Linked DNA regions of Homo sapiens: region 2 is linked to region 1. The links are chromatin contacts, found by Hi-C in ENCODE. All regions are on one chromosome and are shown on one strand. Each heading gives the region's core, a stretch centred on a gene start or an enhancer-like site at or near the end of the contact. The rest is flanking DNA. Distances are from core to core; before and after follow the strand shown.

The links. A loop is a pair of places that touch in the nucleus more often than their neighbours do. Pooled maps may share reads with other maps.
Region 2: a loop to region 1 is called in a pooled map of gastrocnemius medialis, with 4 times the contacts of the local background. The contact joins the promoter of ANO5 here to the enhancer-like site in region 1. A Hi-C loop is called at or near these places in 1 of 50 pooled maps.

The regions. Positions count from the first base shown.
Region 1 is chr11:22,113,343-22,119,196 of GRCh38, forward strand. The region is part of intron 4 of LOC102723370 (a long non-coding RNA gene); the gene reads left to right. All of the region lies in intron 1 of LOC124902645 (a long non-coding RNA gene), which reads right to left. Among named protein-coding and RNA genes, the nearest start is that of ANO5, 77 kb to the right of the region's middle. Within about 2 kb of position 2,454, at least 2 of the 41 ENCODE cell types and tissues checked have a DNase peak (open chromatin) inside an H3K27ac peak, as active enhancers do.
Region 2 is chr11:22,191,835-22,197,479 of GRCh38, forward strand. It overlaps ANO5 (anoctamin 5), which reads left to right and starts at 1,251. Exons shown (of 22, transcript NM_213599.3): 1 at 1,251-1,698. The coding sequence starts at 1,659. RefSeq lists enhancers at 409-498, 729-788, 819-888, 1,539-1,628, 1,879-2,068 and a silencer at 1,069-1,118.

The DNA.
Region 1 (5,854 bases), core at 1,204-3,703:
ACTTAAAATATAATTTTAAAAAGTGAAAAAAAAAACAAAGGTCAGACTAAGGAGAATGAGGAATGCCAGGGTAGACAGGGTAGTCATCATTAGTAAAAGAAGGTAACAATTTGAGGAATGATTTGAAGGAGATAATGAAGTAAGCACACAGGTAGAAGAAACAGCCAGTACAAACACCCAAATGATGGAAATTTTCCTGGCATGCTTCAGGAACAAGAAAAAGGCCAATGTAGCTGTGCTAATACAGCAAGGAAACCCAATCATAGATGAAGTCTGAGAGATCATGGGGACCAGATTATGTTGGGCTTTATAGTTCATTCTAACAACTTTGCTTTTGCTATGAGTAAAACAGAGTCATTTTAGGGCTTTAAGCAAGGATCACACTAGCTTCTAATTAAGCACAAAGGGACAAGGGTAGAGACAAAGAGAGCAGGTTGAAGAAAATAATATAGATGAGAGATTGTAGTGGCTTGGAGTCCACTAGTAGCAGTAGAAGTTGTGAATTCTGGATGTATATTGAAGGCAGCATCCTCAAGATTTCCTGAAAAATTGAATATATGAAAAGAAGAGAGAATCAAGGATGACTCCAAAGACTCAACAACTGGAAAGATGATTCCCTGAGATTGAGTAGACTGGAGGTGCAAGAAGTTTTAGGGGAAAGGTATTGGTTGATCTTTGGACATCTTAAATTTAAGATGAGTATTAGAAATCCAAGTGAGCATGCTGAGTAGGCAGTTTGAAATATGAGTCTGGAGATTAAGGGAGAAATCCAAGCCAGTAATATAACTTAGGATTCATCATCACAGACATAATGTTTCACACAAAGATGTCATGATTTAAAATTGCCTTATCCTCTCATCTCCTCTTCCTATTGAAGGAAATTTTAAAAAAATACACCAAAATATATTTCTTTGACATATTTTGAAATGGCTGCCCTTAGCCATCCTGACAGAAGTGGCCTTGCAAAGCTGAATTAAGTGGGGAAAATTTCCATCTATAGATAATCTCCACTAATACAGTCATGCCCCCTCCCTTTCTACACCTTTCCCCAGATCCGGGAGGGATTGAGACTCTGACACCTTTAAAAGACTGAAAAGAAACATTTACCATCTATTCTTTCTAGGGGAGGCTTCGCTACATAACAAGGTCACCTTTGCTGGCCAGAATGTAAGCCCCCATTCATTCCATAACCTCAAAATGGTATATTAAGTTTCTGTAACTCTTTGGGAAATTAGATTTTCATTCTAAAGGCTCCAATGTATCTATGCTAAATACATTTGTATGCCTTTTCTCTTATTAATCATGTTAGTGATTTTTAGCAAACCTTTAGGGGACCAGGAGCCTATGGCCCCCACACTAACTTTTCCCACTGTTGTATGAAAGACAAAAGAGGTGAGTGGAATAAAGGAGAAAGATCTGGCTGTATCTCCATTCCTATAGACAACTTCAGTCTTTACTTTGGGGATATAGGAAGGAGGGAGGACACTTACCTTTGAATCACGATTGAAATGTGTAAATAATATCTTGGACTTGGCTATCTAATCTAATCTCTAAAGATTTGAGACTTTAAGAAGTTATAAATCTATTTCTTATCTCAGTGTGAGGAGAAAAGTCAGAGGAAATTCATAAGTTTTAATCCAAATGCATGGAAATATTTTCCCTCATGAATACAGTTGGAAAGGGCATTTGGAGACAAAACAAAGCTGCCAGTTACTAACACAGCAGAGCAAGTACATTAAGAATTAGTTTATGCACTATAATATTTTTCATTTATCCATTTCTGCTAATCCTTCTTTCTGCAATCATGCAAAGAAAGAAACTATTGGTGTTTAATTGCAATAAGCTTCTAATTATGAAGGCATCTGAAGCTTTTATGAATACCTGAATGGATGAAGCTTAAGATTTCTGCAAATTTCTCTGCTCAACACTGAGCAATTTCTAATAAACAATTGGTCTTTATTGATACTTCCACTTTTACTGCAACTGTGAGAAATAAATGCCCTTGATTAGGTGCTTGGAAAAATAGACTATGATAAGGCAAGCTTCTTAGAAAGGTATTTGACTAGCTTAGTATTCTTACTTTTATGCAGACACAGCTCATCAGCTCAATTGATAAGATTCAGCACCAAGTTGTGGGTTGAAATGTCATGATGGTATACAACATCTTACTTGATGGCTCAAAAAGCTCCCTGACTTAATTTACTTCAATTTTCCCTCTTTATAGCAAAGCTCTCTTCTGAAAAGATACGTCAGATTTTTATGACTGGATGGAAATTATAAATGCTGCTTTTATAAAGCACTCAGAGAAAGCATCAGGTGTCAAGATCTAAAACAGGCTGTCAAGATCTAAAACAGGCTGTCAGGATGATCCTGCATTGACTGCTGTTCTGGCTGCTTTAAGGAGCCTAAAAATATTCACCAACATGCAAACCCAACAGCCCAGACACACATAAGAGGACAAAGCAGGGCCAGAGGCCAGCTATTTGTTATATAAATAGAACATTAGCATAATAGAAGGTATTTGCTTGTTTCAGCAAGACTACTGTCATAAACTTTGCGGAGTAATATGTTGCCTTTAATAGAACAGCTCAGCAATCATTACCGGCAGCAGCCACAATATGTCTGGGATAATAATGGATGGCTGTTCAAGCCAGAATTTCCCACCCTATGTTACCATTTTAGGAAGTTTGTAAAGGCAAACTGGAATGATAAAAGCTTCAAATATCAGGTGCACTATCATAGCCCGTTGGATGCAAAACCAGATTGAGAGCAGCAAGAGCTATGCAATTACCTAGGATATTGTCAGTCTGCTACACTAGCAAAGTTCCTGGGGCCTGGCCAAGTTTTAGCTCTTTAATACCAGCTCTCCTTGATCCTAGATTATAGAAGATCAGGTGTATTAGTATGTTCTTTCATTGCTGTAAAGAAACACTCGAGACTGGGTAATTTATAAAGAAAATAGTTTTTTTTTGTTTGTCTTTTGAGACGGACAGTTTTTTTGTTTGTCTTTTGTCGCCCAGGCTGGAGTGCAATGGCATGATCTCGGCTCACTGCAACCTCTGCCTCCCGGATTCAAGCTATTCTCTTGCCTCAGCCTCCCGAGTAGTTGGGATTACAAGTACCCACCATCACGCCCAGCTAATTTTTGTATTTTTGATAGAGAGGGGGTTTCACCATGTTGGTCAGGCTAGTCTTAATTGACTCACATTTCTTCAGGCCATGCAGGAAGCATAGCTGCATCTGCTTCTGGGGAAGCCTCAAAAAACTTCCAATCATGACAGAAGGCAAAGGGGGAGCAAGACTTCTCACATCGTGGGAGCAGGAGCAAGAGAGAGTGAGGGGCCCCATGCTACACACTTTCAAACAACCAGATCTCGTGAGACATATATTAGGAGAACAGCACCAAGGGGATAGTGCTAAATCATTCATGAAGAATCCACCCTCATGATGCAATCACCTCCCACCATGCTACCCCTCCAACACTGGGGATTACAACTGGACATGATATTTGGGTGGAGACATAGATCCAAACCATATCATCAGGCAAAGCCATTTCTTCAAGGAAACTAAATTTCTGCTTATACTTAATCAAAGGTAAACATGTGCAAGGTTTAGAAGATTCATAAGGGAAATCAACCGAGATAAAACAGCATTCTGAAAAGTGTACTGACTACCTGTTGTGCCTACTTAGACCACTGGAATTGCTCCTGCACTCCCTCTTCCTCTCTCTCTAAGAATGTTTGCTTCTTTATATTTTAAATTAGCACATCTTTTCCTGTAGATAACATAACAATTTATAAAGATTTTATCTATCATATATTCCTATAATTCCTCCAACTACAAGAAAACCACTATTAATATTTTATTTTTCCCAGTATTTAATATTTATTATAAACAAGCATGTATGATATAGTGTATATATATCATCATATTTATATGATCATTTATATTAATGTATAGTAACTATGTATTATTATTTATATTATTATAAATTTATGGTATATTTACATTAATTAATATATCATAAATATATTACAATTATTTATTTATATATTTATTTATTATATTAAGTATATAGTAAATTTATTTTTAAAAATACATAAAAAATCTTTAAAAATAATTTTTTGCAAATTTCATAACTTAGCAAGGCATATTGTTTTATTTCAAAATGTATTTCTTTACTAGCAAAGTTGACTACTTAAAATATATCTATATTGAAGCACCAGAACTGCTGACTATTACAAGTTTGTAGGGTCCATAAAGTCAAGCATATCTTTATACTAATGTGTAGAAAACCTCTTTCATTTGAAACTTTATGAAAATCAAAATGATTCATTAATAAAAAATGATTCTTAAAAATGTATTATTTACAGTTTTTAAGATATAATGCTATTACTACTTAATAGACTACAGTATAGTGTAAACATAACACTAAACTGTATTATTGTACAATAACCAAGGAAATCTACTCAAAATAAACTTTAAAATTGGGAGTGACTATGGATTTTTATTAATAAAAGGGTTTGACACGCTTGAGAAATTAAAATACTTGCATCCAATATGAATCCTGGTCCCCACATGTTCTGTTCATCTCATAACTATTCATCTGACATTCTCATTATTTGATTATGCACTTGCTTAATTTTTCTACTAGTTATAATATTGAACATTGGTTTCTATAGAGTATAATCCTTCCAACTTTCTCTTTTCTCTGACAGCATAGGAGTAATTTAATGAAACTGCAACTCCCTCTTTAACCTGATCATCTGATCTATAGTCCTCATTTCTATAAAAATTCTGTAATATTTGATAATAGGAACGCAGTTTGACATCCCTAAATGTCACTTGTTGACTGGAAGGGAATCCTAAGTGAAAATGTCTTTTGTCTCCAACATTGCAAACTGAACTACAACATTTTTGTTACTATGCTCTATAAGTAATAGTTCAATAGTATTTCTCCTTCATTCTCCTATGTTCCATGTGTGACTTGCTCAGGCACTGCTTTTTTAAACAACTTCTGCAATGTATAGTTATGTACAGATAAAAATTGCTGAAAATTTTTCATATAGACAAGGTCTAAAATTCCAAGTTTGGATACCCGTAAAATAATATCTGTGGATTTTTCTGTAAGTAATTAGTCTAATCTGACTAGAAAAAGAAAGAAAGGAACAAAGAAAAAGATGAAAAGTAAAAAATATATATACAAAGAGCTGAAAGTATTTGGTTTTAATAAAGCAAAACTTGAATTAAAAGTAATGGGTTAGATGAGGAGAATGAAAGGGAAGTAAAATTTGTCAAGCATCTACTAAATTTCAGTTACAGTATGTTATCTACTTGCCAATAAGCTACTGATAAAAACAAGGATATGTTCCATTTTTTAAACCAGGCACTGTACTAAGTACTTTACAATGCTATTACATTTAATCTACATAGCAATATGATTACATATGATATATGTGTGTGTGTGCTTATACAAATGAGGATACTTAGATTTATATGCTTACAAGATTAACTTGCTAAGAAATTGGCACACCTAACTTTATGGATACAAATTTGTGTGACAGTAAGTTACAGGCATGTAATTACTGTGCTTTTACTATCTTCTCATAAGGTTTATTTAATCCCCAATTTTAGAGTTCAGGAATTGAGGGTCAGATCCACTGAATAACATAGCTAAGGACATTCAAGCCCAAATCTGTTTTGTCCCAAATAAGCTCTAAATTACCCAACACCATGGAAAATAAATACTCAGTTTTTCAGAGCAAATCTCCTGGGTATGAAAATATGGATCGCTAAAAAACAAAGCTATCAAGCAATGTTAATCAAATGAATAGAAAAAGAGCTTCTGATTACT
Region 2 (5,645 bases), core at 1-2,500, 77 kb after region 1:
TCAATGTAATATGAGTTAATTTTCTTTTCTTTTTTTTTTCTCTTCTTCCTTCCTCCCTCTTCTTTTTTTCTTTTCTTTACTTTCTTTTGAGACAGGGTCTTGCTCTCCATCACTTAGGCTGGAGTGCAGCGGGATGATTGTGGCTCTATGTAGTCTCAATCTTCTGGGCTCAAGCGATCTTCCCACCTCAGCCTCCCGAGTAGCTGGGACCACAGGTGCCTGCCACCATGACTGGCTATTTTCCAATTTTTTGTAGAGACAGGGGTATCCCTATGTTGCCCAGGCTAGTCTTGAACTCCTGAGCTTTCAAGCGATATCGTCCAGCTGAGATGATGACAGGCGTCATCCCAGCTGGACTATAATATGGGTTAATCTTAATAGCAGCTAAATGTTTAACACATTCTGTGGCAAGGACTGTGCACCGTGCTTCTCTCAACAGCCTAGGAGGTGGGTACTATTATCATTCTCCTTTAAATATGTGGAAACTGAAACTTAGAGAAACTTGCCCCACACTATCCAACTCTTAAGGGGCAGAGGCTGACTTGGAACTCAGGCCACAAGGGATGACCTTCCCCCACCTGTAGAGGGCAGAGATCCTGCTGGGAACCCAGGAAGCAGGCAGGGCCAGGAGAAAAGTCAATACTCCCGCTCCAGACGCTATGGGGAAGGGGCTGCTGGCACCTTGGAGTCTCGGGCCATGAGCCGGCCTTAAAAGGGAGGGGTTCCTTTAAGGGAGAGGGACTTTTCCCCACGAGACCAAAAGTAACTCCCAACTGGGAGAGGGGTTCTCTCCGAGTGGCACGCATGAGCGGATCGATGAAGACCCGGCCAACCGGCTGAGGGAGCATCGGGACCCCCTTTGGGGATCGGAGGAGGAGGATTCCGACAGGAGGGAAGCGGCAGCCCTGGGGAACCAGGATTCCTGGTCGTGGGTGGACCCAGTGGAAAAGGACGTGCGAAGCCTGTACAGAATGGAGCAGGCCGGCCAACAGGGCCGGGGGGCGGCGGGTCCCGAGGAGGGACGGGAGGCTGCATGTCCGGAGGAGGTGCGGGAGGCGGCAGAGCAGGGACCTGGGGACGGCTTGAGCGGAGAGGAGGGGGCCAGCGTGGAGCCAGCCGGGCCGGGGGGCGGGGAGATGGCGGTCTCCGAGGGTGGGGCGCCGGCCGGTCTTGCGGTCTGGAGGCGGGGAAAGAGGCGTGGAAACAGGGACGCAGCGAAGGGGAAAGGAAAGCTGCCAGAGGGCAGGAGTGGAAAGGATCCTGGCGAGCACCGGGAGGAGTGGCGGCTGCGGGATCAGCTGCCGAGCAGGCACAGGGACAGGTGCCTGGAGAAGTACTGGGAGAGCGCCCAGGAGCGCTACCGGCTGAGGGTGGGGAAGCGCAGGGCCAAGCGCGCGAAGCAGGTTGTGGGGGACCGGGTCGAGTGGAAGTACCCGCCGGAGAGGAAGGCCGGCTGGCTGTGGCGCCCAGAGACGGTGGAGTCCGAGGAGGAGGAGAAGGAGGCCTGCAGAAGGAAGAGCAGGCCCTTAGAAGTCCAGCAGCAGCAACTCCGGCGGCCCACAGTCAGATTCAGCACCTGCCTCAGATCTCCACGTCTGTCTCAGCTGCCCCTCTCCTGCTGCCTCTCAGGCACCAGTGCCATTAACGAGCTGGCGAAGATGGGCGACCCGGATCTCCTGGAAGTGTTGGCGGAGGAAGGTAGGACCGCGCCAAGAGGCGTCAAGGGAGAGCCAGGCTGGCTGCCTGCACCCCTCCACCCGCGGCGCAGAGGCCCCGGGGGACGTTGGCGGCCCTGCGGCCTGAGTCCTAGGGAGGTTCGCTGCGTGGCGTGCTCAGCGCGAAACCGGGACTGCGGGGCAGAGTCCCCCGCCTGGGGTGAGTGGGGTTGGTTTCGGCGCCCCACAGATTTCTCTGCTGCTCCTGCGCGCCAGGGACCTGCGACCTGTGACCCCTATGGTTCCGGAACACCCTCCTTGCTCCCCTGCAGGCCTGGGAACCGCCGAGTAATTCAGGGCTGCTAGGCTAGCGCTGCAGTGCTTGGGTCTCCGAACCCAGCCAATGGAAACGAAGGCTTTCCCAAAAAAAGCAGCAGTATAGAGTGCAAGACAGCTATCCCACGTGTAAGGAGCTGGTCCTTGAGTCTTATTACCTCACTCTCTCTGCCCGTTACTTATCATGCTTTGAGATGCTTGTTAATTGTAGGAGTAGCAGATCCTAAAATCTATCAGTTTGAGATACTGAGAGCCATAGGCACTTGGAAAAGCTGCTGCTGCTGCTGCTGCTGTTGCTTTTCAACAGCTTTCATTAAGCCCTTTAGTTCCGTTGAGAAATATTTATCCATTGTTTGCCAAAGCCTTTACACCACCTGTATTCCGTGGACCTATTTTAATACATGTATTTTCCTTAAAATGCACATACTATTTTGCTGCTATCTCCAGGACCCCAGTTCCTTCAATGATATTTTATTTTCATGTCTTGTTTAGTGTTGGATTTAAACACAGAAACAGTTTTCCAAAGTGACAAAAGATCTGATCATTACTATTCAGTCTTCAAAGGCACCGGGAAATACCGTGTGTTACTGCATCCTCCTCGTTCCCTTTTTTAAGCAGCTTTATTGAGATATAATCTATATACTGTAAAATTCACCTATTTGACGTGTAAAGTTGGATTTTTTTTAGTGTATTTACAGAGTTTTGTAACTATCATCATAATCTAATTTTAGAACACTTTCATCACCCCAAATAGAAACCTCTTAGGCAGTCACTTCCCATCCTCCCCACTTCCTACCAGTAATCTCTTTATTGTCTCTATAGATTTGCCTATTCAAGACCATTCGAATAAATAGAATCATACAACATGTGGTCTGTTGTAACTGGCTTCTTTCTCGTAGATTAACGTTTTTGAAGTTAATCCATACTGCAGCTTTTATCAGTGCATCATTCTTATTAATTGCCAAATACTATTCCGTTGTAGAGATATAGCATACCTATCCATTCATCGATGGTAGGATTTGTGTTATTTCCACTTTCTTTTGCTTCTATGAATAATGCTGCTATGAACATTGATGTATCAGTTTTCATATGAACATATGCTTTTATTTTCCTCGGGTATATATCTAGGAGTGGAATTGCTGGATTATGTGGTAGCTTTATATTGAACATTTTAAGAAACTGCCAAACTGTTTTCCAGGCATCTGCATGTTACCTTCCCATCAATAATGTATGAGGGTTCCAATTTCTGTACATACTCACTAACACTTGTTATTGTCTTTTTTATTATAGCCATCCTAGTGGTTGTAAAGTGGTATCTCAGTGTGATTTTGATTCTATTGTGATTTGATTCTACTGACTAATGTAGCAAGTATTTTCATATACTTATTAGTTATTCACGTTTTTGGAGAAGTGTCTATTCAGATCATTTGCCTGTTTACAAAAATTTAGTTGTATTTTTCATTATTGAGTTGCAAGAATTCTTTATATATTCTGAATACAAGTCCCTTATTAGATATATGATTTACAAATATTTCCTCCCATTCTGAGTGTTATCATTCTATGTTCTTAATGGTGTCAGTTGAAGCATACCCCCCTTATTTTTTTTTTTTTTTTATTTTTTGAGACAGGGTCTGGCTCTATTGCCCAGGCTGTAATGCAGGGGCATCATCTCTGCTTACTGAAACCTCTGACTCCCAGGCTCAAGCGATCCTGCCACCTCAGCCTCTGGAGTGTCTTGGACTATGGGTGCTGCACCACGACCTCCCCAGCTAATTATTATTTTTTTTATGAAGATGGGGTTTCACCCTGTTGCCCAAGTTGGTCTTGAACTCCACAGCTCAGCTGATCCACCTGACTTGGCCCCTCAAATTGCTGGGATTACAGATGTGAGCCACAATGCCCAGTCACACTCCCCCATTTTAAAAAAGGGCCTTTGTAATCTATTTATGCTTACATGTGATCCAAATTGTGCCTCTGATTAGGGTGGAGGTGAGAGAAATAGATATTGATGAGGAATACCGTATATTTGATGGCTGGGACTAATTACTGCATTCTGCCCAAATTCCTGTATCTAGATATATTCAAAGAACCAGAACCCAAGCATCAGGGAAGTGTGGCATTGATGAGATCAGGGCCTAAAGAGCAGCATAGTTCAGGCCACTCATATGACTCGTATATTTTTAGATGTTTCTTAGCATGTCAGTTCTTTTGCTGGTTTAGTTTTACTGCCCATTATTGAGACCTGTGTTCTTATTAGGTATCTTAGCCTACTTTTTTTTATTGCTATAACAGAATACCACAGCCTGGGTAATTTATAAAGAAAATATTTCGCTTTTGGTTCTGGAGTCTGGAAAGTCCAAGAGCATGGTATTGGCATCTGACAAGGACCTTTGTGCTGCCTCTTAACATGTTGGAAGGTCAAGGGAGCACATTAGACCAAGAGATAAATGTGTCCAAACTTATCCTTTCATTAGGAACCCAATTCTAATGTAACTGTTGCACTCCCATGAGAATGGCATGAATTCATTCATGAGGATGGAGCCCTCATGACGTAATCACCTCTTCAAGGCTCTACCTCCTAATACCATTACAATGACAGTTAAATTTCACCATGAGTTTTGGAGGGATATTTAAACCATAGCACTAAGATGTATGAAAAGTTCATTGTTATGAGAGTTTTTTTTTTTTTTTAATGAACATTCCAGTGGATTTTTAGAACTCTGCTTCCAGATATATTTTCTCTTGGATTTAAATGACACTGTTGGCTGGGTGTGTTGGCTCACGCCTGTAATCCCAGCACTCTGGGAGGCCGAGGCAGGTGGATCATTAGGTCAAGAGATCGAAACCATCCTGGCCAACATGGTGAAACCCCATCTCTACTAAAAATACAAAAATTAGCTGGGTGTGGTGACATGCACCTGTAGTCCCAGCTACTCGGGAGACTGAAGTGGGAGAATCCCTTGAACCTGGGAGGCGTACGTTGCAGTAAGCCAAGATTGCGCCACTACACTCTAGCCTGGTGACAGAGTGAGACTCCGTCTCAAATAAATAAATAAATAAAATAAAAATAAAATAAACGACACTGTTATGAAAACAAAAGTGTTGGCTGAAGAAGGCTGAAAAATTCAAGTTCCAGAGCATCAATTTTTAATAGCTACTTTCATTTCTATGTTTTAAAATATAAGAAGACTTTTTAGACTAAATTTACCCATATAGGTAAGCCTTGATTTTGTATGTGCTTTCTAAATCACCTTTAAATACTGAATATGAGAGTTAATTTATAAAATTGATTGTAAGAGAGACAACATAACATTTTGCCTTTTAGACTTAATAGATCTAAGATTTATTACATCTTCTCTACTTTTTTCACAATTAAACACATGAGGAATCAGTGATCTCCAATTGGCTAATTTCCTACTATCTTCTAATTTTAAAAATGAAATTCTAATGGCAGAAGTTAATAGAGCACTTAATTAGTTACATAAACAAACATTGCCAGTAAAATGTCATTGCTGGAATTTAACTTTTTTTTTTTTTTTTGAGGTCTTACTCTGTTGCCCAGGCTGGAGTGCAGTGGTGTGATCATAGCTCACCATAGCCTCAAGAAATGTTTATGCTTTAGCTGATTTATGATACAGTTGGTATTGGAAAAGA